2 separate regions of the Homo sapiens genome follow, and region 2 is linked to region 1. Evidence: chromatin loops called from intact Hi-C (ENCODE). Cell type or tissue: HepG2. All regions are shown on one strand. Each heading gives the region's core, and the rest is flanking DNA. Links, peaks and the distances in the headings are about the cores only.

Evidence for each region. Peaks named below come from ENCODE experiments on the same cell type or tissue, not always from the same donor. Only the 100,000 strongest peaks of a DNase experiment are listed, where the experiment ranks them.
Region 2: it touches region 1 in a loop (2.7-fold over the local background); 4 of 110 quality-filtered maps call a loop at or near these places.

Annotation. Positions count from the first base shown.
Region 1 is chr2:170,943-182,470 of GRCh38, reverse strand. It overlaps LOC105373324 (a long non-coding RNA gene), which reads left to right. Exons shown (of 4, transcript XR_922689.3): 2 at 6,703-6,913. Among named protein-coding and RNA genes, the nearest start is that of SH3YL1, 87 kb to the left of the region's middle. In HepG2, for the core only: no CTCF peak of the experiment used is centred there; DNase peaks (open chromatin) are centred at 5,390, 5,910, 6,400 and 6,850; H3K4me3 peaks cover 1,588 bases.
Region 2 is chr2:229,337-240,864 of GRCh38, reverse strand. SH3YL1 (SH3 and SYLF domain containing 1) reads left to right here. Exons shown (of 10, transcript NM_015677.4): 5 at 6,593-6,705; 6 at 7,636-7,764; 7 at 9,674-9,842; 8 at 10,821-10,899. Among named protein-coding and RNA genes, the nearest start is that of SH3YL1, 29 kb to the left of the region's middle. RefSeq lists a silencer at 2,749-2,949. In HepG2, for the core only: no CTCF peak of the experiment used is centred there; a DNase peak (open chromatin) is centred at 6,234.

The DNA.
Region 1 (11,528 bases), core at 1,421-9,420:
AAATTGCATAAAATTATTATTTGTAATAAGAACACAACTTGCATAATTATATATTAACTATACTTCTTATTTTAGTAACTTTAAATTTTAGTTCAAACCAGGAAGCAAGAAATCCTGAACTGTCTATAAGATGTTAGGATTTTATAGATGAAACCACTCTACAATTTTTAGAAATTATGTCTCTATATTGTAACCCTTTCTTAACTGAACATGATCCAGACATCCAATGAGCATCCATTATTTAATTGAAAATAATTTTAAGATTTTAAGTTATGCAAAAAGTTTACCTACAAGCATTTATCTCATTTATGTGTACTCAATTCTTTCATTTTTAACAGCCTATCTAGATTACTTCTGAAAATTAAGATATCAGAAAAAAATCTAGTCATTATTTAAAGTTATTTCTGTTAGCCATTTTTAAAACCTGTGAACATCAAGTTTTTACCAAAGTAAGAATTCTAAAGTTAAAGGAGATAGGTATTTTGCTGATAACTCAGAAGATTCAGCTGTTTTTATTGAGCCAACAATTTTAAATCAATCTCATTTGTCAAAAAACAATCACAGAAACAAAGATTATTCTGTTTTTGGCTGGGTTTCCAGTCCTATAACTCACATGCCAAACATTGACACCCTAAAATGTCCAGCAGAGGCAAATACAAAATAACCATTAAACCCAGGCAAAAACATATGCTGACAATTCTAAATACAGTTCTATTTTTACTGTACCAATAATTTAAAAAGCATTTTATTTATTAAAGATTTTCTTAAGTCTTATGAACTTGAAAAGCATTTGAACTTATTCATTTGATTTATGAGCATTTATTTATAATCTAATTTGGTAGCATGCTAGACACAACACACAACATAATACACATACATATACATCAACACATTAAACATGTATACACACACTAGCAAAGATCCAATAGCTTTTACCTTGAAACTCTAGCCATTAGATAGCATCACAAACTCATGAACATATAAAAGATATATGAACCCAAATTATTTTTGACAAAATTGGGACCTGTCCAAATGGCTACATTTTGTTTGCCCCAGTGGGTAAATCCAATAAAAGCTATGGACCACAATTTTGGGTAAAGCAGTTTTCATGGCAGTTCAATTTTTTAAAATCTTTTTAACTCTTCTTTCTGTTTTAAATGAGCTTTTAATGTTTACATTTTAGCTTGAACTGGATAAATGTATTTAAAAAATCCAAATAACCTTGAATTAGTAGTACTGTAGTGAGCTTTATCTCAACACCAGTAGCTTAATAACTATATAGCATATTCAAAGCAGGCAGAAAAGAAAATGAAGAAATAGACATAGAGAGCTTCAGAGGACTCTATTTAACTCTAAAGTTGCAGGTTAATCATTTCAGTTCTAAATTTTTCTTACTGTAATTTGTCCTTTCGTTTTAAAACATGTGCAAAAAGAAAAAACCTGGCATGCCTTTGAATTTGCCCGTGTTTTTAAACCATTAAATAACAAACAAATGGAAACTGACACAAATGGAGGACTCCCAAACTAATACTCAAAAAGGGAGACAGGAGAGATTTTTTTTTATTATTATACTTTAAGTTTTAGGGTACATGTGCACAATGTGCCAGTTAGTTACCTATGTATACATGTGCCATATTGGTGTGCTGCACCCAGTAACTCGTCATTTAACATTAGGTATTTGTTTTTAGAATATTATCTCACACAATCTGGTACCACAAACGACCTGTGCTAGGTCCAAATGGCACTAAAGCCCAAATGTCAGAGAGAGAGAATCCCACTGTGCACATTTGCTTGACTTACCCAGTCTTGAAGCCATCAACTCCTCAGATACCACTTTTTCTTGCACCAGCTGAGAGTTGCAGGCAGCTGATGCCTCGTAGGGGTGAAAAGGGAAAATCTCCAAGAAAAAGAGTTGTTGGTAGCTGCTGGGACGTTCCTGGAATCCTGGCCCCAGCCACAGGGTCAGATAGCCATGATCAGCTGGCACTCTTGAGCAAGTTGTTGCTCTGCCCAGTAGCGTGAATGGGTAAGTTCTGACATGCTGCTTAGGACAACTTCTCCACCCACTGAAAACTAGGCAGGCTAGATCACCTGAGGTGCACAGCACCATGCTGGGTGCCACAAATTGTAATTGAACCCAGGTTTGGCTGCTTGCTGCTTGAAAACCAAACTCAAGAGACAAGAGTTGGTGGGAACAAAAGTGGGTTTACCCAAAATCTGACAATCTGAGAAGATGGCAGACCAGTGTTGCAAAGAACATCTCAAGTTTCTCAGGCTGGCTGGAAGGTTTTTGTGGGGGGAGGATGTAGAGAAATTATGTGCAGGGCTTGACCATGTGTGGGTCAGTGTGTGTGGTCTCAATGACTGTCTTGAGCAATGGTCACCTGATGGTCTCCCTGGCATCAGCTTGACTGCAACAGGAATGCAGACTCACTGCTCAGAATTCTTCCCAGGGTGGGGTAATCTGCAACCTTGATTCTATGCTTAGTTTTTTAAGGCTGGTTCCTGAAGTTATCTAAGTAAATCATATGACTAAGCATTATTAAAAGCCCAGAATAGAAAAAAGGGAAAATAAAAAGGAAATAAAAGGAGAACAATTGTTTCTCAAGATGGGGTGGTAATTTAGGTTACATCTTCTCCAATGGGAAGCAGTGAGTATTCAGAAATAGTGGAATAATTTGCACTTTTTTTAAAAAAAGTATATTATCTATTTTCCTTTAAATATGCAGCAGAAGTTTACTATTATACAACTAAATTGTGTGGGTTCTCTAATTGCCCACCTAGATTAATATGTGGTTTATTTCACCTTGATGTTTTTAAAGAAAAGCCTGTGCTGTGTGAGGTTTAGAGCACGCACCATAAATAAGGAGGCTTGAGATGGCTGTGCCTTCCGGAAATGCCATGACCCAGGACCTACGCAGGGCCCACTGCTCTGAATCTTAACGCTTCTGAAATGGCTGTGCCTCCTGGAAATGCCATGACCCAGGACCTACGCAGGGCCCACTGCTCTGAACCTTAACGCTTCTGAAATGGCTGTGCCTCCTGGAAATGCCATGACCCAGGACCTACGCAGGGCCCACTGCTCTGAACCTTAATGCTTCTGAAATGGCTGTGCCTCCCCGGAAATGCCATGACCCAGGACCTACGCAGGGCCCACTGCTCTGAATCTTAACACTTCTTAAATGGCTGTACCTCCTGGAAATGCCATGACCCAGGACCTACCCAAGGCCCACTGCTCTGAACCTTAACACTTCTGAAATGGCTGTGCCTCCCCGGAAATGCCATACCCCAGGACCTACGCAGGGCCCACTGCTCTGAACCTTAACACTTCTGAAACGGCTGTGCCTCCTGGAAATGCCATGACCCAGGACCTACGCAGGGCCCACTGCTCTGAACCTTAACACTTCTGAAACGGCTGGATGTCTCTGCATGAGCTGTGCTTACCCAGTTGTTCCATTTATTCTTATATTTTACAAGCATTTAGTAAATTCTTGAGCTAGGCCCTGGGGACTACCAAAGGAATAAGATATCTGTTATTTTTATTTTATTTTATTTCAATAGTTCTGGGGAACAGGTGGTTTTGGTTACTTGCGTAGGTTCTTTAGTGATGGTTTCTGAGATTTTGGTGCACCCATCACCCAAACAGTGTACACTGTACCCAATGTGTAGTCTCTTATCCCTCACCCCCTCTCACCTTTCCCCCTAAGTCTCCAAAGTCCATTTTATCATTCTTATGCCTTCGAATCCTCATAGCTTAGGTCCCACCTATAAGTGAGAACATATAGTATTTGCTTTTCCATTTCTGAGTTACTTCACTAGAATAATGGTCTGCAACTCCATCCAGGTTGCTGCAAATGCCATTATTTTTTTACTTTTTATGGCTGAGTAGTATTCCATGGTGTGTGTGTGTGTGTGTGTGTGTGTGTGTGTGTGTATACATATATATATATAATATATATAATATTTTATTTATTCACTCGTTGGTTGATGGGCATTTAGTCTGGTTCCATATTTTTGTAATTGTGAATTTTGCTGCTATAAACATGTGTGTGCAAGAAGACATCTGTTCTTAAATTGCTCTCAATTTAGTTAGGAATACTTAAAATGGCTACACTGCAGGATAGAAAGTGTGCACAAATGATCACCTTTTAAATAGATGCATGAGAAGAAAGAACTCTGAAACGCAGTGATAAGTATGGTTCAGTGGAGCCCTCAGGACCTATCTCAGTGTGTTCCTCTAGCATCTCTTCTAGTTTCCTCATGCACTCTACTTTCTAGCTGCACCTGCATTATGCTTAGCACCTGTCCTATTCCCTCCTTTACTCTGAACCCCAGGTTCCCCTGTGTTTTCATGAGCACCTGTCCTATTCCCTCCTGCACTCTGCTCTCTAGCTGCCCCTGTGTTCTCCTTAGCCCCTGACCTACTCCCTTCTGCACTCTGCTCTCCAGCTCCACCTGCATGTTCCTTAGCACCTGGCCTATTCCCTCTTGCACTCTGTGTTCCAGCTCCACCTGCATGTTCCTTAGCACCTGTCCTATTTCCTCCTTCACTCTGCTCTCCAGCAGCACCTGTGCACCCACAGGTGGCTTTCCAGCTGTGCCTCCTGCCTATGCCCTGAGGAGCTCAGCACCCAAGAGTGAATGGATCAAATTACTGACTCCTTTTTGGTGTCGATCATCATTCTAGGCTCTTCATACACAACGTAAAAGGCAACACATTGCTACCTTTATTCAACTAGAAGGAAATTAAACTTCATAAAAGTTATACCCAGAGACCTAGTGCATGGAAAAGGGGTTTGTGCAATTCTTTCCACTGCTGCTTTTTATACTCAGTGCCCTATTCCTCCCTGAAAGAAATTCTGTTCCAAAATGCTGCAGTCACTGAGATTCTTCACTTTCTTTTCTCTCTCTCTTATTTATTTGGCCTATTTTTTATTTTTTTATTTTTTTGAGACAGAGTCTCATTCTGTCACCCAGGCTGGAATGTGGTGGCTCAATCTTGGCTCACTGCAACCTCCACCTTCCAGGTTCAAGCAATTCTGCCTGAGCCTCCCAAGCAGCTGGTACTGCAGGCAAGCACCACTACGCCAAGCTAATTTTTGTATTTTTAGCAGAGATGGTTTCACTGTGTTTCCCAAGCTGCTCTCAAACTCCTGACATCAAGTGATCCACCTGCCTCAACCTCCCAAAGTGCTGGGATTACAGACATGAGCTACCATGCCCAACCTTCACTTTCTTCTCTGAGTCAGAGATCTCTAGCAAGATAGCCTTTTCACAATTTTTATTGCAATAGAAGTATTTGAGACCTTTGTCAGGTTAAACTGTTGTGAGTTAAAGGTATGTCTGTTTTTCTGAGATACACTGAATTTAGGAATGTATGACTCAGTAATGAAAACTTGATCTGGCATCACCCTAGGCATTTGAGCTCCCAGACAGAGAAGGATCTGTTTTTCCAATCACTGACAAAGCCTGGCATGATCATGGTTCGCAGGAATGCAGCACCCCAAGAGGACCCTAGCAATTGGGAGAATTTTGTTTATATGACACTAAGCCCCAAATGACCTTAAATTCTAAATAAAAGTTCCATGGGCAATTTGTATAAGGGCCTTGTTTTTAAAGAAAATAAATTATATGACAGGTTTGTTATATATATATTACAAACTATACTGGTGAACATTTTACTCAACATTTAAAAATCTTTAATTAAGACCTTTCAGTACATAAAGCTTACATAACAAAGTCTAGCAAAAGTCTATAAAATCTAAACACATTTCTAAAAGAAAGGGTGGTGCCACGAAAGTTTACATGCTGAGGCTTTCAGGGTGGCTATGCTGTGTTGGATGTGGGTGGTGTTCTCTCTCTCGTGGTTTTGCTTCTTATGTGACAGTTCCGGCTCACGAGAGCTCTCTGGGCCCGTCTGTTGGCTTGCATCCTGTGGCGTTTGGCAAGTGAGATCTGTTTAATACAAAGTGTCAATAAAGCCAAGGTTATGATAGTTAAAAATAATCGATACTAATTCCCTAGAAATTTTGTCTTTTTTACCAAGCCACTGGTGCAATGTGGAGTCACTACATTTTATGCAAGAAGAATAACACCCTCACTCCACAGTCTGAACCAGAACTGACACTCGGTGGTGATTCCCCCTTTATTCTAGGAGGTGTTAACATTAGCTATGGCAATGTAAAACCGATGTTTTTGGAAGCAGTAGGGGCAGGGAATGGAAAATCCTCTGCAGCTGTCAACATGGGGAGTGAGACAATGCTCGTGTTGACTTGTGGAACTGGATGAGAATCTACTGCTCCTTCTCTAGTGACAGTCTCTGTCATTTGCATAGAAGGTTAAACGCAGGGAGGGCACGGGGGTTCCATGTAAACTTCAGTAAGTTGCATAAACAGAGGCGGCGATGTTTTATGTCTCTGATCTTTTCCAAGGACATCTGGCCTCTGGGTTGCAGCGCAATGCTCACTAACAGAAGCTGACTCATTTGTGTTATGTCTCTGATCTTTTCCAAGGACATCTGGCCCCTGGGTTGCAGCGTGATGCTCACTAACAGAAGCTGACTCAGTTGTGTTTTCTGGTTTTGGGGAATATCTTTAATCACCACATGAATGTTTATAAACTGTTGGGGCTAAACATGAAACTCACTCTTCAGGTGCCGTCTCCACCTAGCCACCGTGTACATTTTCTTTCTCTCTCTTGCAGCTGTTCTCTTCCTACGGACTGAATGAAAAATAAAAGGAAGTCATTTCTGCATGTGTCACAGAGGCATCCTTTGGTTCTAAAGGAAGCTAAGTTGGATTCCACAAGCCCATGGTCCTTATAGCATGTGAATAGGATTCAGTCACGGACGAGAAGGAAGAGGTTCAGGAGAGACTGTAATCGCCCTGTCCAGGCTAACCCTCCAGCTGTGCAGGTGACAAGCTTGCCTGTGTTTGTGTTGTGTAAGTGTGTGCGGTACAGCTGCTAATGTAGTGTCCGGAAACATCTTACAAAGTAAGCCTTCCCCTACATGTAGTTTTATGTGGGTATAAATTCATTTCAGTTCTTGACATGAACATTTGTACAGTGCTTCCAAGTGAGGCTTTGACTGCCTCACATCTGGAATCCTTCAAGTTTATCCTTCTTGGAGTCAGTGTCGTGAACGTTTTTCCCCCAGGTCAAGAGTCTGCTGTCAACATGATGTTCTCTAATTACATGGCTTTGTACAACTCCCAGCTCTGTGGACATATGTTTTTGTATTTAAGGCATTCCTTCTTTTACCTCTGTTTATAGATCATCCTTGACTCTGCTCTTTTCCCACTGCCTTTATCTCAGGTCCTTCCCAAGGTTTTGTGCTGGCTGACTTCTTTTAAGTAATGGAAGAAGAGGACGTGGGGTCAGTCAGCCCAGCTTCTGATCCCTTCTCCACCCATTACTTGGCAAATTAAAGCTGTGTTTAGGCTTCATTTGTTTCGTCCTGGATTTCTCAAGAGTTACAATTTTTAGATATATTAATTACAATTATAGAGTTGTTTAAAGATCAAACAAGGCAATGTATATTGATGTGTTTTGTAATCTTTAAAACTCAATAGAAATGTAAGATCTTGCTATTACTATATAATTGTAAAATCTTCCATTTCTTGCTTTTTCTTTGGTTGCTGGCCTAGAAATTGAATCAATTCTCTTCTCTTTTTATTTTTTAAAAAATAATCTTGAGCATATGAAATTGCTGATATTTTAATATATTGCTAATGTTTGATCTATTCAAATGGTAGCTTCCTGTGGTTTCTTCTAATAGTTAAAACTATGTCAGGTCAGGCATGGTGGCTCATGCCTACAATCCCAGCACTTTGGGAGATCAAGGCAGGCAGATCACCTGAGGTCAGGATTTCAAGACACGCCTGGCCAACATGGTGAAACCCCGTCTTTACTTAAAATACAAAAGTTGGCAGGAGAATCACTTGAACCCAAGAGACAGAGGTTGCAGTGAGCCAAGATCACACCACTGTACTCCAGCCTGGGTAACAGATTGAGACTCCGCCAAAAAAAAAAAAAATATATATATATATATGTGTGTGTGTGTGTGTGTGTGTGTGTCTGTGTGTGTGTGTGTGTGTGTGTATATGTATATATATATATATATATATATATATATATATATCAAAGTGATATATTTGTATAGTGAAACCCCAGACACTACCACTAAGTGAATGATGATATAAAACTCTTATTTCTTATTTTGCTACAATGTTAGGTTCTCAACAATCATTCTGCCTCCCAGTTTACCTTGGTCTTTTTTCCCATTGGGATTGGTTTCCCTGAAATGTCTGGTGATTCTTCATTGTTCACATTTAATAGTGACACATGAAGAAGGAGAATGAGTCTGTGTTATCATTAGTGAAAGGCTCATCTAGAGGTGATTCTTCACTGTTCACATTTAATAGTGACACATGAAGAAGGAGAATGAGTCTGTGTTATCATTAGTGAAAGGCTCATCTAGAGGTGATTCTTCACTGTTCACATTTAATAGTGACACATGAAGAAGGAGAATGAGTCTGTGTTATCATTAGTGAAAGGCTCGTCTAGAGGTGATTCTTCACTGTTCACATTTAATAGTGACACATGAAGAAGGAGAATGAGTCTGTGTTATCATTAGTGAAAGGCTCATCTAGAGGTGATTCTTCACTGTTCACCTTTAATAGTGACACATGAAGAAGGAGAATGAGTCTGTGTTATCATTACTGAAAGGCTCATCTAGAGGTGATTCTTCATTGTTCACCTTTAATAGTGACACATGAAGAAGGAGAATGAGTCTGTGTTATCATTAGTGAAAGGCTCATCTCGAGGTGATTCTTCACTGTTCACATTTAATAGTGACATGTGAAGAAGGAGAATGAGTCTGTGTTATCATTAGTGAAAGGCTCATCTAGAGGTTTTGCTTCAGGGAGTCGATGGGGTTTCCACATGTTAGTAAGTGATGCGTTTGGTCTCAATGGTTTCCTTTCTCTGGAGAAAACCTTCTCCTCTCCTCTCTGGAAGGCAGCTGCTTGCTTGTTGGTTGTTGGTGTTCTACTCACTGGTTACCCGAGGGGTGGGGTGCAGGCATCGGTGAGGGAGGATAATGAGGGTTGACTGTCAATGTACAGATTTTAATCGACCCTCCTGTTTTCTGACGCCTGCCTCACTTCTCCGCCCCTCACCCCCAGGAAGGTGCACAGATGATGCTCCTTCTCGCGGATGCGAGGCCACCAAATCAATTTTTGTCTTTGCTGTTCTCTCTCCATGATGGATAACCATCATGGTTTCTTGGGAGGGAAAGGAAACAACTGGGTCAGTATTTCATCTACCATCTTTAACTTGGAAGCTTCTTCTTCCAGCTAAAGCTAGAATAGCAAAGCTTGAGAAAGGGTTTTGAAAATATTTCATAACTCAACTTTTTGGGATGATTTGAACATCTTAAGGCACTAAGTTACTGGGTTTTCTGAAAATGGTGATGGGGAATCATTAATTATTAATTAATCTCTGCTTTGTTTTAAATATATTGCACCAGGTTTGTGTGTTATAATCCCCACTCAAAAAGTACAGATTTTTTGATATAATTTTTTTTTGAAGAAATATCTTAACTACTCTACAATGCCACACTTAGGATGTGGGCAAATCTTTATTTAAGACAAAATGTATTATTTCTCTTTATGTAAATTAAGATATTGTGCCTTGAAAAATCATTCATTTGGGAATTTTTAAATCTTTCTCAGTTTTCTTGAACCTTTTGTGTAAGAGAAATGACCTTATATTTGTCAATTATTTCTACTAAACACTTAGCTGTGAGCATGAAAGAAACGGGCAGTTCTGTTACAAGAAAAAGTGGAGAAGGTGGTATCACTATTACTCTTTCATGGACGGGCAAACAGTTCAGGAATTTCCCAGAACCGAGGTTTTCTGTCTTATAATTGGGTGTTCTTTGTCTCATAACGTGCGCTTCATCCTTCTGTATGAATTTCTTTGCTCAGCCTGACTATGAATGTCGGCTCTCACATGCTAAGCACACATTAATTTCTCTTATCCTTTATTCCCACCTAGTGTGCGGGTGGTTTTGAGAGGATTCTGTATGGCCTGGTCCTCAGGTGCTTGGCAAAATGGGTCCACCCCCTCCCGGGTAACCCTGGCTCTAGGCCCTCTTCCATGTCCTGGCCTTCCCCAGTAGTCCCCTGGAGCCCTCTGGTGACCAAAACTCCACAGTGAAGCGCCTCCAGGAATGGTGGCCGGTGAAGGGTTCCCAGTTCAGGACACGTTATTCCTTTTCTGTAAAAACGGCACCACTTTCAGCTAGACTCTCAGGCAAAGGCACAGAAAATTATCTGATTAGACTCATGATCTTTTAGAGGTTTCCTATCGCTGAGGTCATCTGAGCCAGTAGTTTTCGAAATGAGTTGAGGGCTTCATATCCTAAAATGTTGCATTTAAATTCTAGTTAAAAATAGTTTAACTACTGCATTTTTCCATTCTAAGACACATTTTTTTCATGTTTTGCTTTTTCTGGAGTTAGCATGCGTCTTATAATTGATATACTTCATTTAATATGATGAGATCTCTTCTATTCTTCTAAAAAATTATCAATACATTCATGATTAATATTGATTTAATAGCATCTCAGAATGTAAAACATCCAGGTTGCGATCATTAATTCTTCTACAATATTTAGATGCAAGAAGGTCATATTTCTTTCTTTCTTTCTTTTTTTTTTTTTTGAGATGGCGTCTCGCTCTGTCGCCCAGGCTGGAGTGCAGTGGCGCGATCTCGGCTCACTGCAAGCTCCGCTTCCCGGGTTCACACCATTCTCCTGCCTCAGCCTCCCGAGTAGCTGGGACTACAGGCGCCCGCCACCACACCCGGCTAATTTTTTGTATTTTTAGTAGAGATGGGGTTTCACCGTGTTAGCCAGGATGGTCTCGATCTCCTGACCTCGTGATCCGTCCCCCTCGGCCTCCCAAATTGCTGGGATTACAGGTGTGAGCCACCGCACCTGGCCATATTTCTTTCTTTTTATAAGTCAAATTATATCTAACAGAAACTCCCATGTATCAAGATGTGGAAGATTCCAATTCACGGAGGTTCCTCGTCAGATTCTGTGCCAGACACTGGAGGCTGGTATGGTGGGACTTCATGCTCCTCACCTTCCTGTCTCACTACTTTTCTTGTGACTGCCAATTGCTGGCCCTTTACTCTGAAGTGGGTGAGAGGACCACTGCCCCTGCTACTGGGGAGGGGATGCTCCTCACAGCACGAGAAGTGCCAAGAAGGCAGCAGTCAAACACTGGAACCTTGGCCACACCAACCACATCTGGGGAATTGCATGTGACTAGGGCCTAGCCCAATAGGAATGCTCCTCTTCTGGGAACATCTCCCCAGTATCTTCATTTTGTTTTCCCATTGGCTAGTCCAGCTTAACCCCTTAGACGATTCTAGATCTCCCCAGAAAATACCTAGGTGAGAGTTATCCAGGCAAATTCTCTCCCTCCTTTAAACCCCTAAAGGCTATAATGTGTGTG
Region 2 (11,528 bases), core at 1,810-9,809, 58 kb before region 1:
GTTTGAATGAATTCTGTGCCCCACTACTGTGAAGCCTCCAATGTTGTCTATGGGCATGCATATAGTTTTCCTGAGATGACAGGTGTTCTGACTGTCCCTGTCCGTGACCTGTCTGTTAAGCTGTTTGTCTCCATTGGTATTACACACTGTTGTTAGCCTCCACTAATTGCCTGCTGATTGCTCCATTGTTTCCAACAATGCCCTGGGGACATAAATTGCTCCACAGTTTGATCCAGTTAAAATTGTGCTCCTGTGCACAGGTAGTCTTTGAGGCTCATTTCTATTTCAGGAGGGCTCTTCTTAGCTATCTCTGTCCCTGGTTCTCCCTGATAATTTTCTAGACCACCAATGGTTTAGCTTGTTGCTGTCATGGAGCTAAATACCTCATCTTACCTGTTTATCACCAAAAGCATCATTTTTGACAGCACCTTTGAACTTCCCCACCCTGTGTTCCAAAAGCTTTCACTTCCCTTGGGGAGAGCTTTGGAGCTCTCTGCTCTTGCAGCCTGTCTCTCTGTCTGCCCAAGATCTCTGTGCCGTTGCTCCAGAGCTGGAGGCTGGGGCAGTGGCTCCCTTCTCTTGGAGTGACATCCCTGCAGCCTTGGGTGGTGTAGTAGCTTGGCTTGCCTCTGTCAGGGTGGAGCTTTTGCCCCACAGGTGAACTGGGGCAAGAGTGAGTGGGGTCCTGGTGCTCCTGGACTGTTGTGCTAGGCTGGAGCCTTCACTTACACATGGGTTCTGGGTGGAGGAAGGAAGCTCCAGACCTCTCAGCTGCTCTTGCCTGGAATGGAGCTTCTGTACAAGGAGCTGTGGGAAGAGAAATGCTGGCAGAAGCCTCTCCTGTGGATATACTGCAGCCCTGACCAGGGGCTGGGGGAAGGAAGTCTGTGTTCTTGCAAACCCCCTTCCCCAAGAGGAGCTTCCATCAGGCTGACCTGCAGCGGGGCACAGGTTATAGCTCAAATGTCACCAACTCTCTCTTCCTTACCAATATTTAATAGTGTTCATTGAATCAATGTGTCTTCATTTTCTTCACTTGCCATATGCCCTTAGGACAATTTCCAGAAGTGTTAATTTTTAAAATAATTTTTACCAGTTACGGTTATTTTGCTGTGGAGAGGGTCTGTGGCCTCTTTATGCCACCACTGCAGTGTCATTCTGATTTGTAGATACATTCTACAGTGGGATGGAGATTCAACTGTAATTGTTAAGTTTTAGCTCTTCTTTTGTTAGTTATAGAACAGTGAACAAAGTACTTAATCTTCCTGAATCAAATCTGTAAAATAAAAAATTTTTAAGTTGAATAAAATGGTCCTTAAATACCCCCTTTCACTTCTGATATTTGTGACTGGCAACAAAGCTTGCCTGTTCTGGGCTAAAGTTGTGGCGCATTGTTTTTTGCCTGGGTCAGTCTCAGTTTTTCTCCGGACATCTCCCGTACCTTCCACGTGGTGTATCCAGTGCTGCAAAAATGTTACATTTGCTCCAGGTTCTTCATCTGACCTTCCAAACACAGAAAGGGATTGGAGTACCACCTTCTTAATTATTTGTACTATTATTCTAGAATATCTGGGGAGATGCTAACCTATTAGTTGCAATGGATGCCTTAGGACATTCGTGCTTAATTCTCCTAGAGAATCCTGGTGGAAAAAGATTGCAGTCTTAATTGTGTGTTCATTAATGGCCTGTTCTTAAGGTCAGTTCTCTTAACTAACAAGGTCTAGTTGTGCAAAGGATGCTGCTTAACAGCCACTGCTGTCTGAGGCTGCTCCTGGATAGCTTATTGCATCGTGCTGTGGTTTCACTGGAGAGTGAATGTCAGACTCATTCTTCCAGGGGCATAAGTGTAAGTGACCCTAAGCTTAGCCAGAAGGCCGGCGTGGGGTTAATTTATGTTCGACAATCTCAACCTTTAGACTCCCAGATTCTACAGGGTGGAGAGTTCCCTGGTTCTTGGAACATCAGAGGTACTGAATAATTGTCTAAATTAGTGACTGAATACGTGTATCTGGATTAGGGATTAATTTGGGGGAGGGGGAAGTTTTTGTGGTAAAGAGAGAGAGATTAGTAAAGAGAGTTGAGATTGTGAGAAGTGAAGTCGTGAAAGTCAGTGGTCTGAGGAAAGACAATGCTACATTTGCTTTAAATACCACTAACGGTTTCTTTTTGGATGACAGTTGTAGCAAAGCCCAAAGCTCAGAAAGTCCTGCTGCTGGCTTGGCTTTGGACATGTACAGTCCTTTGCTGTGTTTCCAGAGCTAGAGCTCACACTGGGTCATCAAGCCAGAGCAGTCTGGCTTTTACTCAAGATTGGAATTTGAAAAAACAAAAACGACTGCTTTTTCCAGGGAGAATTTACATGGGCCCTTTCACTTTACTGAAGAGGAAGGTATTTGGGTTTAAGTTGAGGATAAATTATTGTTAGAGATCAGAGTCCAGTTTCTAAGCCCCCTAAGAATGGGATGTAAGGAAAAGATCTGTTGGTCTGAGGAATGGAGGGGGTGTTGTTGCTGGAAGGACGCTCCACTTAAGCTTGGTTTACATATTGAGACTGGCCATGCCACACACACACACACACACACACACACACACACACACACACACAAGGAGGGAGGAAAAGGTTTATTCCCCATGTAGTGAGGCTTTTAGGGAGATTGGGGCAGGCTCCAAGGCCAGCCCAAGAGTGGCGTGAGAGAACGGCAGGGTGGAGGAGGAAGCCCAGCTTTCTTAGCGGGTTGTCCAGATGTGGGGCTTGAAGGCTGACAGCAGTCAATCATCCAGAAGGGGGTGATGCTCTGACAGGACAACAGCCCGGGACTCAGCTGTGTGGGTGTGAAGCAGGCTGACCACACAAGAGGGAGATGGGGTGGTACCCTCTCAGCAGCTGCTTTCAGGAAATTCAGTCGCAGAGAAGAGGGACATTTCTCTCCCGCAGCTTCCCCTGCATGGCAGCTGTGGTTTTTCACATTCTAATGTTTAAGAATTTATTTAATTGAAACACTTGCATCTGAGTTATTCAGTTTTATTTTTTAATTTTTTTTTTGATTTATAGTGGACTACATATTTTCCTGGTACTTGTAATAATTTAATACATGCATACAATTTGTAAAGATCAAATCAGTCTGATTGGGGTATCTGTCACCTTAAATATTTGTCATTTCTTTAGGCTGGAAGCATTCAAGTTCTCTTCTAGCTATTTTGAAATAGTCAATAGATTATTGTGAACCATACTCACCCTACTGATCTTATAAATAAAACACAAGTCTTATTTCTTCGATCAGACTGTTATGTAGTTGAGTTTTAATGCAGACTTCTAAAGAAGTCTTATCAAATGCTTACAGGGTTTTCTGAGAGTGCCGTCCCAATGTGTTGTTCAGCTCCTCCAGATTCCTGCAGGAAATCTGTCTTGCTCCTTCTTCTAAGCTGTGGAAATAAACTGAGGGCCATTGCTGCTCACATGCTCGCCAAGCTGTCTGCAGAGCTTTTGACCTGGTTCTCGGGCTAATTGGTAGTGTCACCAAAAAACACAATATTCTCTTATTCTTATTTCAAAAGAACTAAAGAGAGATCAGACCAAAAAAAATCAAAAGACTTTGTTTTTCCTTCAGCTGCCTCTCATAGCTTGGCCTTACTTAACTGTACCACGATGTACCAAGCAGAAGCGGAACATAAGAACCAGTGTAGCTACAAGGTCATGGGTAGTACTTTGTATTTTCCGAGTGGGAAATGTGGGAAGCATTATGGAAGGCAAATTTGTTATCTAAAAATACATACAAGATACAGGTTATACAATCACTGGTGAAAATGCTTAACTTTGCATAAGAAAAGCTAAATAATTATCTGCCATTCAGCACCATAACCCTCAGAAATTGTCTATATGTAAAATAAAATGAACAGTTGGCAAGCGTCAAGCTGAAGCATCTTGTGTGGGTCAGCTCTCTGGTAGATTTAGTTTGACCTACAGATCTGAAGTGTATTTTATTTCATAAAATGATTCAAATTGAACATTATTAAGAACATACTTGCATCAGGAACTCTCTTAGGGCCTTTCAAGTATAATCTCATTTGGTTATAACAGGATTTTTCTGTCACTCATATAAAAATGTTGACTTGAGAGCATTGATTTGATTAAAAAATGTGAATAACTGTATAATGAAGGCATATTTTAAGCACGAGTCTGCTTGACCTTTGCATGTTTTATTGAACTGATTTCAATTCATCCGTAAACAGCCTTGAATGTGTGCCACTATTATTACACCCATTTTCCAGAGAAGGAAATTGCAGCTTTCAGCAGCTCAGTGATTTGCCCAAGGTCGCACAGCATGCAAAAGGGAGTAATGGAGTTCCCACCTAACTATTTTTAATTTTGAGCCCAAATTCTTAGCCCCATGCCAGCACTGTTTCAACTTCCCAGGTACACTTGACGCCTATATCTGATTCTCACAGTAGTTCCATGAGGTGTAGGTCCTAGTAAGCAAATTTTAAACACAGAACAGTCAGAGACACAAAGACTGGTTAAAAGACCCCAAAGTCCACAGCTCTCGAGAAGCGGAGCTGGGATGGACATTGGTTCTTCACACCCAGGGGTGCCCTGGCCCATGCTGCCTCCCCTGGCCCATGCTGCTGCCTCCCCTGGCCCATGCTGCTGCCTCCCCTGACCCATGCTGCTGCCTCCCCTGGCCCGTGCTGCTGCCTCCCCTGGCCCATGCTGCCTCCCCTGGCCCATGCTGCTGCCTCCCCTGGCCCATGCTGCTGCCTCCCCTGACCCATGCTGCCTCCCCTGGCCCATGCTGCCTCCCCTGGCCCATGCTGCTGCCTCCCCTGACCCATGCTGCCTCCCCTGGCCCATGCTGCCTCCCCTGGCCCATGCTGCCTCCCCTGACCCATGCTGCTGCCTCCCCTGACCCATGCTGCTGCCTCCCCTGGCCCGTGCTGCTGCCTCCCCTGGCCCATGCTGCCTCCCCTGACCCATGCTGCTGCCTCCCCTGACCCATGCTGCTGCCTCCCCTGGCCCGTGCTGCTGCCTCCCCTGGCCCATGCTGCCTCCCCTGGCCCATGCTGCCTCCCCTGGCCCATGCTGCCTCCCCTGACCCATGCTGCTGCCTCCCCTGACCCATGCTGCTGCCTCCCCTGACCCATGCTGCCTCCCCTGGCCCATGCTGCTGCCTCCCCTGGCCCATGCTGCCTCCCCTGGCCCGTGCTGCTGCCTCCCCTGGCCCATGCTGCTGCCTCCCCTGACCCATGCTGCCTCCCCTGGCCCATGCTGCCTCCCCTGGCCCGTGCTGCTGCCTCCCCTGGCCCATGCTGTTGCCTCCCCTGGCCCATGCTGCCTCCCCTGACCCATGCTGCCTCCCCTGGCCCATGCTGCCTCCCCTGGCCCGTGCTGCTGCCTCCCCTGGCCCATGCTGTTGCCTCCCCTGGCCCATGCTGCCTCCCCTGACCCATGCTGCCTCCCCTGGCCCATGCTGCCTCCCCTGGCCCATGCTGCTGCCTCCCCTGGCCCATGCTGCCTCCCCTGACCCATGCTGCCTCTCATTTGATGGGTCATATTATTTTTCAGTTCTAACTTTGGACTTCCACATTGCAGTGATTAATTTGAGTAACAAATGCTTTCACTGTGTTGACCTGCCTTGAGCATTCAGTTGAATCTCATTGTAGTTTCTTCTTTTATTTAGAGAAAAATTAAGTCAGCTGGGCTCAGTGGCTCACGCCTGTAATCCAGCACTTTGGGAGGCCGAGGTGGGTGGATCACCTGAGGTCAGGAGTTCAAAACTAGCCTGGCCAACATGGCGAAACCCCATCTCTACTAAAAATACAAAAAATTAGCCGGACATGGTGACGTGCCTGTAATCCCAGCTACTCAGGAGGCTGAGACAGGAGAATCACTTGAACCCGGGAGGCGGAGGTTGCAGTGAGCTCAGATCACGCCACTGCACTCCAGCCTAGGCAACAAGAGTGAAACTCTTTCTCAAGGAAAAAAAAAGAAAAATTAAGTCATGGAAATAGGCATTCCTAATGGAAACTGCTTTGCTTTCTGGTGTGTTGAGCTTCTGTGACCTATAGTGAAGTGGCCCAGGTTCACAGCTTCCTGGTAAGGAGCACACCCCTGGCCAGGAGGAGAGTGTAGAAAGGCTCTCAGGACCTTCAGCACCATCGTCCCTGGTGCTGTGCTCTTCGGGCTTGGCTTTTACAAAGTTTAGTCTGATGAGATCAGAGAGCATGTTGGATCCCTTCCAACAACCTTTGTTTGACTTGTTAGCACTGACGGTTTACCTAACCCCACTAAACCTTAGGATCACCACCTACATGACCAGGTTGTGTGGAAGATTGAAGGACATGATGCAGGTAAACCTCATAGTATACACATGGTGCACAGTAAATGCTCGCTGAGGTTTGTTGTAATTACCTGTGGCAATATTGGCTTCATAATTCATCAGCTCAAAATAAAAATATGGCTCTTGTCTCACGTTCTTTCCTGTCTCTATTGATGTTTTGCTACAGTGCATATGGTGTAGTTGAGTGTTAGTCAAGATGAATTTTAAATGATATTTAGTCTTAACGATTTTTAAATCCATGGGTTTCTACACTTTAGGTATCAGACTTGGTGATAATTCTGAATTATGACCGTGCTGTAGAAGCTTTTGCAAAAGGCGGAAATCTGACCCTCGGAGGGAACTTGACTGTGGCGGTTGGGCCCTTGGGAAGGTGAGTTCTTTAAATAGATGTTAGACAGTAAAGGTTTAACAACTGCATATTTTATTTTGCATTAATAGGAAACTTGAATTAAAATGAACAGATTTGTACATCCCCAGATTTATACATGCCCGAAAGATTTGAGGTCATCACAAATAGGAAATTCACAAAACACAGCCAGTGAGATAAGCTAGAAAATCTGAAACCAGAACACACAAGAAATAATGAAATGTTTTGGAAGCATAGGCCATTGTATCTGTCAGACTTGAACATAAAATCCACCTTAAGCTTTGAGAGAGCCAAACACAAGTCAGATTTTATGATAAAGTTAAGCTTCGATTAGGAAAGAAAGAGCTTTTTTCAAAGTAAATCATAAAAATTGGATATGGATGTGTTTTTTTTGAGCCGTGTTTACAGTACTTAAAGTGTATTTTTCTTCTCTATTAATGAAATGCTAGTCTTGGATTAATTGTGCAATGTAGAGATATTTTATACCCACACTATTTATAGAAGTTACACAGTAAAATCATCTAAAAATGTTTCTTGGTTCCATGAAAATACTCAATGCAAAAATAATCCAAATTCTTTAGCACTCTTGAGATGTATTTCCCAGTTTTAAGAGAGGAAGATCCGGTTGGAAAATGTCAGATTTACAAATTTTTAAAATATATTTACACATGCTGCACTGTATTCTTTTTCAACACAGTTCTATGTTACCAGAGCCTTCTGTAATAATTTCATGTATGTTCTTCCCCCGGCCTGTTTTTCCTCTAGGCCACATTAAAACATCTAATTTAGGCCTACAGTAAGTAAAACATAGAAACAGCTGAAGAAGGTACAGAACAAAATAATTCATTTGAGCTAGAAGGAGTGCTATTTAAATAGTGATCCTCGGCTTGGAGCTGCTCACAGCTTTGTGATGCAAAATCTTGTGCTTTGCAGGAACTTGGAAGGAAACGTGGCCCTGAGAAGCTCCGCTGCCGTCTTCACGTACTGCAAGTCAAGGGGACTCTTTGCAGGCGTGTCTTTAGAAGGGAGCTGTTTGATTGAAAGGAAAGAAACTAATAGAAAGTCAGTTCAAGTTAAAGTGATTTTAATTGAAAGTGTGATGAGAAAATAGTACTTCAAAAGTTGATATAATTTGCAGAGTACATTTATATATTCTTTTTACAACATGTGGTTTTAAGTGTGTATCTTACATTTAAAAATTAAATATACAAATAATATATGCTCGTAGAAAATGCAGAAGACACATGAAAAAGAAATAAAAAAAACTCGATCCCTTTAAAAGACTAACACAATTCACATTTTGCTTTACTGCCTTCCAACATTTTCCTAAGCATAATTTTTTTTGTTTTGCCATATATGATGATAATCACCATATATATTCAGTTGTAAATGCTGTTTTTTCCACTTCGCATTTTAAGATAGCTGGAAACCATCATTCTCAGCAAACTATCACAAGGACAGAAAACCAAACACCACATGTTCTCATTCACAGGTGGGAATTGAACAATGAGAACACTTGGACACAGGGAGGGGAACATCACACACTGGGGCCTTTCAGGGGGTTGGGGGCTGGGGGAAGGATAATATTAGGAGAAATACCTAATGTAGATGACGAGTTGATGGGTGCAGCACACCAACATGGCATATGTATACCTATGCAACAAACCTGCACATTGTGCACATGTACCCCAGAACTTAAAGTATATTAAAAAAAAAAGAAACTTAAACATAAGTTAGTAATACTCTTAGTTGGATGCACCGATTTCAGTGATTTTCAGATGTTTGTGGAAGGCACACCAGTTACAACTCATGTGTCAGTCAGTATTCCTTGTTGTGAGGTTTCCTGTTCTACACTCCACCTTTGTCTTTTCTCATGTCAAATAGAGAGCAATTTAAAATACAGTTTGATTTAAAAAAAAAAAAAGAATCTGGAAGTATCCTAAAAGGTAAAGGGAAACTTCTACTTTAAATTGGCATCTGGCTGATTTTTCCCAAAGATGCAAATTAAGTGGCTCTTACAAATTGCCACTAAAATATGTGTAAAGGCCCAGAAAGAGATAAAGAGCTAAGACTGACAGCAGGACTTCTTCCAGAACCTGCAGAAGTTCCATCATTGCCAGCTTGATCGGCTGGCACTGCTGGCATTGGCCATTCAAATTCGCCACGCGTGGCAGACAGACCCGCCACTATCCGAGACAAAGCATCCAGTGTTTACCCCACCGAGTCATTCAGGAACTGAACAGCACTATTTAATAAAGCTAAATATAAACCACAAGAGGTAGAAAATAGGAGGGATGGGGAAAAATAAGGTTTTCAGAACTATTCATCTTATAAAATCAAAAGTGATGTGTTAACTCCTGGCTTTATTAATTTGAGAACAGTTAACAAAAGAATGCTTTTAGAAACTTCTGGTTCGAGCCCGTTGGCAGGCCTTCCCACTAAAGTTCAACTAAACCCTGGATAAACTAAAACAAATATGTTGCTTAATGAATGGCAGGACCTCCAAGCATGTAAGGCAAATGTTTATTTAATCTTGATAAAAATAAATATTTTAAGGAAATTACAAAGCCACAGTTATAGGTACCATTTTTTAAAGAAATTTAAAAAGTAAAAACCTATAAAAATGTATGTGCTTGTGTGTATATTTATATGTGTTTATATATGAATATGTGTATGTATATATATGGGCAAGTATAAGTATTTCCATGATAATGTGGATGTGCTTTTTATATTAATAAAGAAAGGATACATATAAGGATATTTATGGTAGTTGCCTGTAGAAGTGAACTTTGGGGTACATTTAAGACTTGAACATGGGATATTGCTTAAAGTTAGTGTTTAAAAAGTAGTGTATATGAAGTGCTATGTATGAATGATTATATATACACACCGTGTGTGCGCACATGCTATGTTTAACTCTAGAAAAGATTTGTGTATATTAAAATGTTTTTAATTTTATATTTCCCATTAGATTTTATTGTCAAGATATCCGAGCTTATGACATTTTATTTGGAGATACACCGCGGCCTGCTCAAGCCGAAGATCTTTATGAAATTCTTGATTCCTTTACTGAAAAGTATGAAAATGAAGGACAACGAATCAATGCAAGAAAAGCAGCAAGGGAGCAGAGGAAGTCTTCTGTACCGTTTGGTTTTATGTTTCACTCAGTATTCTCAGAAAATCTCTTTCTGTAGAACATTCTGTCCCTGATATCAGGTTCCTAAGAACCTACTAAGCCTCCTTCGTAGTTTCACTGACTTCACATTCTTGTGAAAAGGTCATGCTACCTTGACATTTCCTCTGTACAGATTTCAGGGAAAAACATAATTTGTCCTCTGTGATTGCATTTCTCCAAGGATGGAACTTTGTTGTATCAATAATACAAATAATATGTGGGAGGCTGAGGCAGGTGGAGCACTTGAGATCAGGAGTTTCAGACCAGCCTGGCCAACATGGCAAAACCCCCTCTCTACCATAAAAATAGAAACATTAGCTGGGCATGGTGGCGTGTGCCCATAATCTCAGCTACTCAGGAGGCTGAAACAGGAGGATCGCTTGAGCCCATGAGGTTGCACTGAGCCAAGATCATGCCATTGCACTCAGCCTAGGCAACAGAGTAAGACCTTATCTCAATAATAATATATGAATAATAGTTGCAGATACTGACGCCTTTGTATGTCAGGCCTTGGGGCACCGAGGGATTTGTGTGCATTGTTCATGATGTTCCACAGCACCTTTCAGAGTTGGTATGATGCCTGTTTCATGGAATAAAAACTGAAGCCTAGAGTTTGTCTGTCACTGCCTCTGCCAGTTGCTTGCTAAACCAATTACTACACCACCGTCCCTGCAGCTCCCTAAGACCTTGCACAGGTGGTCAGAGGTGCCTGGGGGAGGTTAGCTTCCAGGCATGAGAAGAGCACACCCTGTCCACATCTGAGTCTTGTCATCCAGTTCAATTACATAGAGTCCAGAGGGGTGCATGTGAGCTTTGAGAGTGCCACATTAATAAGCACACATGATAAAAGTTTGCTACATAACCTCATTAGAAAAGAGTTATATGTGCCTAAGTAAAAACAAGATTTTAAAATTATGTGTATTTATCTTTTTGTTTCTCCCAGGCTAAAGAATTACCTCCAAAGCCATTGTCAAGACCACAGCAGTCATCTGCACCAGTCCAGCTGAACTCTGGCTCTCAAAGTAAATATTTTTGTTGCAATTCAAATACAGTTGTAATTAAGTAATTATTAAATGTTATCATTAAGAAATCAAGATACATTGTTAAACTTTAGAGTTAAATAGAAGAACTAACATATTTAAGAGTAAAATAAGTGCTCAGCCTCTTCTAAATACATGAGACAAATTGTCATTGCTATAATTTATGAAAACTTCTCTTTCTATTCATAAGACACTTTCTTTTTTTTTTTTTTTTTTTTTGAGACGGAGTCTCGCTCTGTCGCCCAGGCTGGAGTGCAGTGGCGGGATCTCGGCTCACTGCAAGCTCCGCCTCCCGGGTTCACGCCATTCTCCTGCCTCAGCCTCCCAAGTAGCTGGGACTACAGGCGCCCGCCACTACGCCCGGCTAATTTTTTGTATTTTTAGTAGAGACGGGGTTTCACCGTTTTAGCCGGGATGGTCTCGATCTCCTGACCTCGTGATCTGCCCGCCTCGGCCTCCCAAAGTGCTGGGATTACAGGCGTGAGCCACCGTGCCCGGCCCATAAGACACTTTCTTAAATCTACAAAGATATTTATCTTCAAAGGTTTTCTCATTTATTTTCTGTGCCATTTCTTCCAAAAACCGTTATCCTTCTGATTTGAAATGAGAAC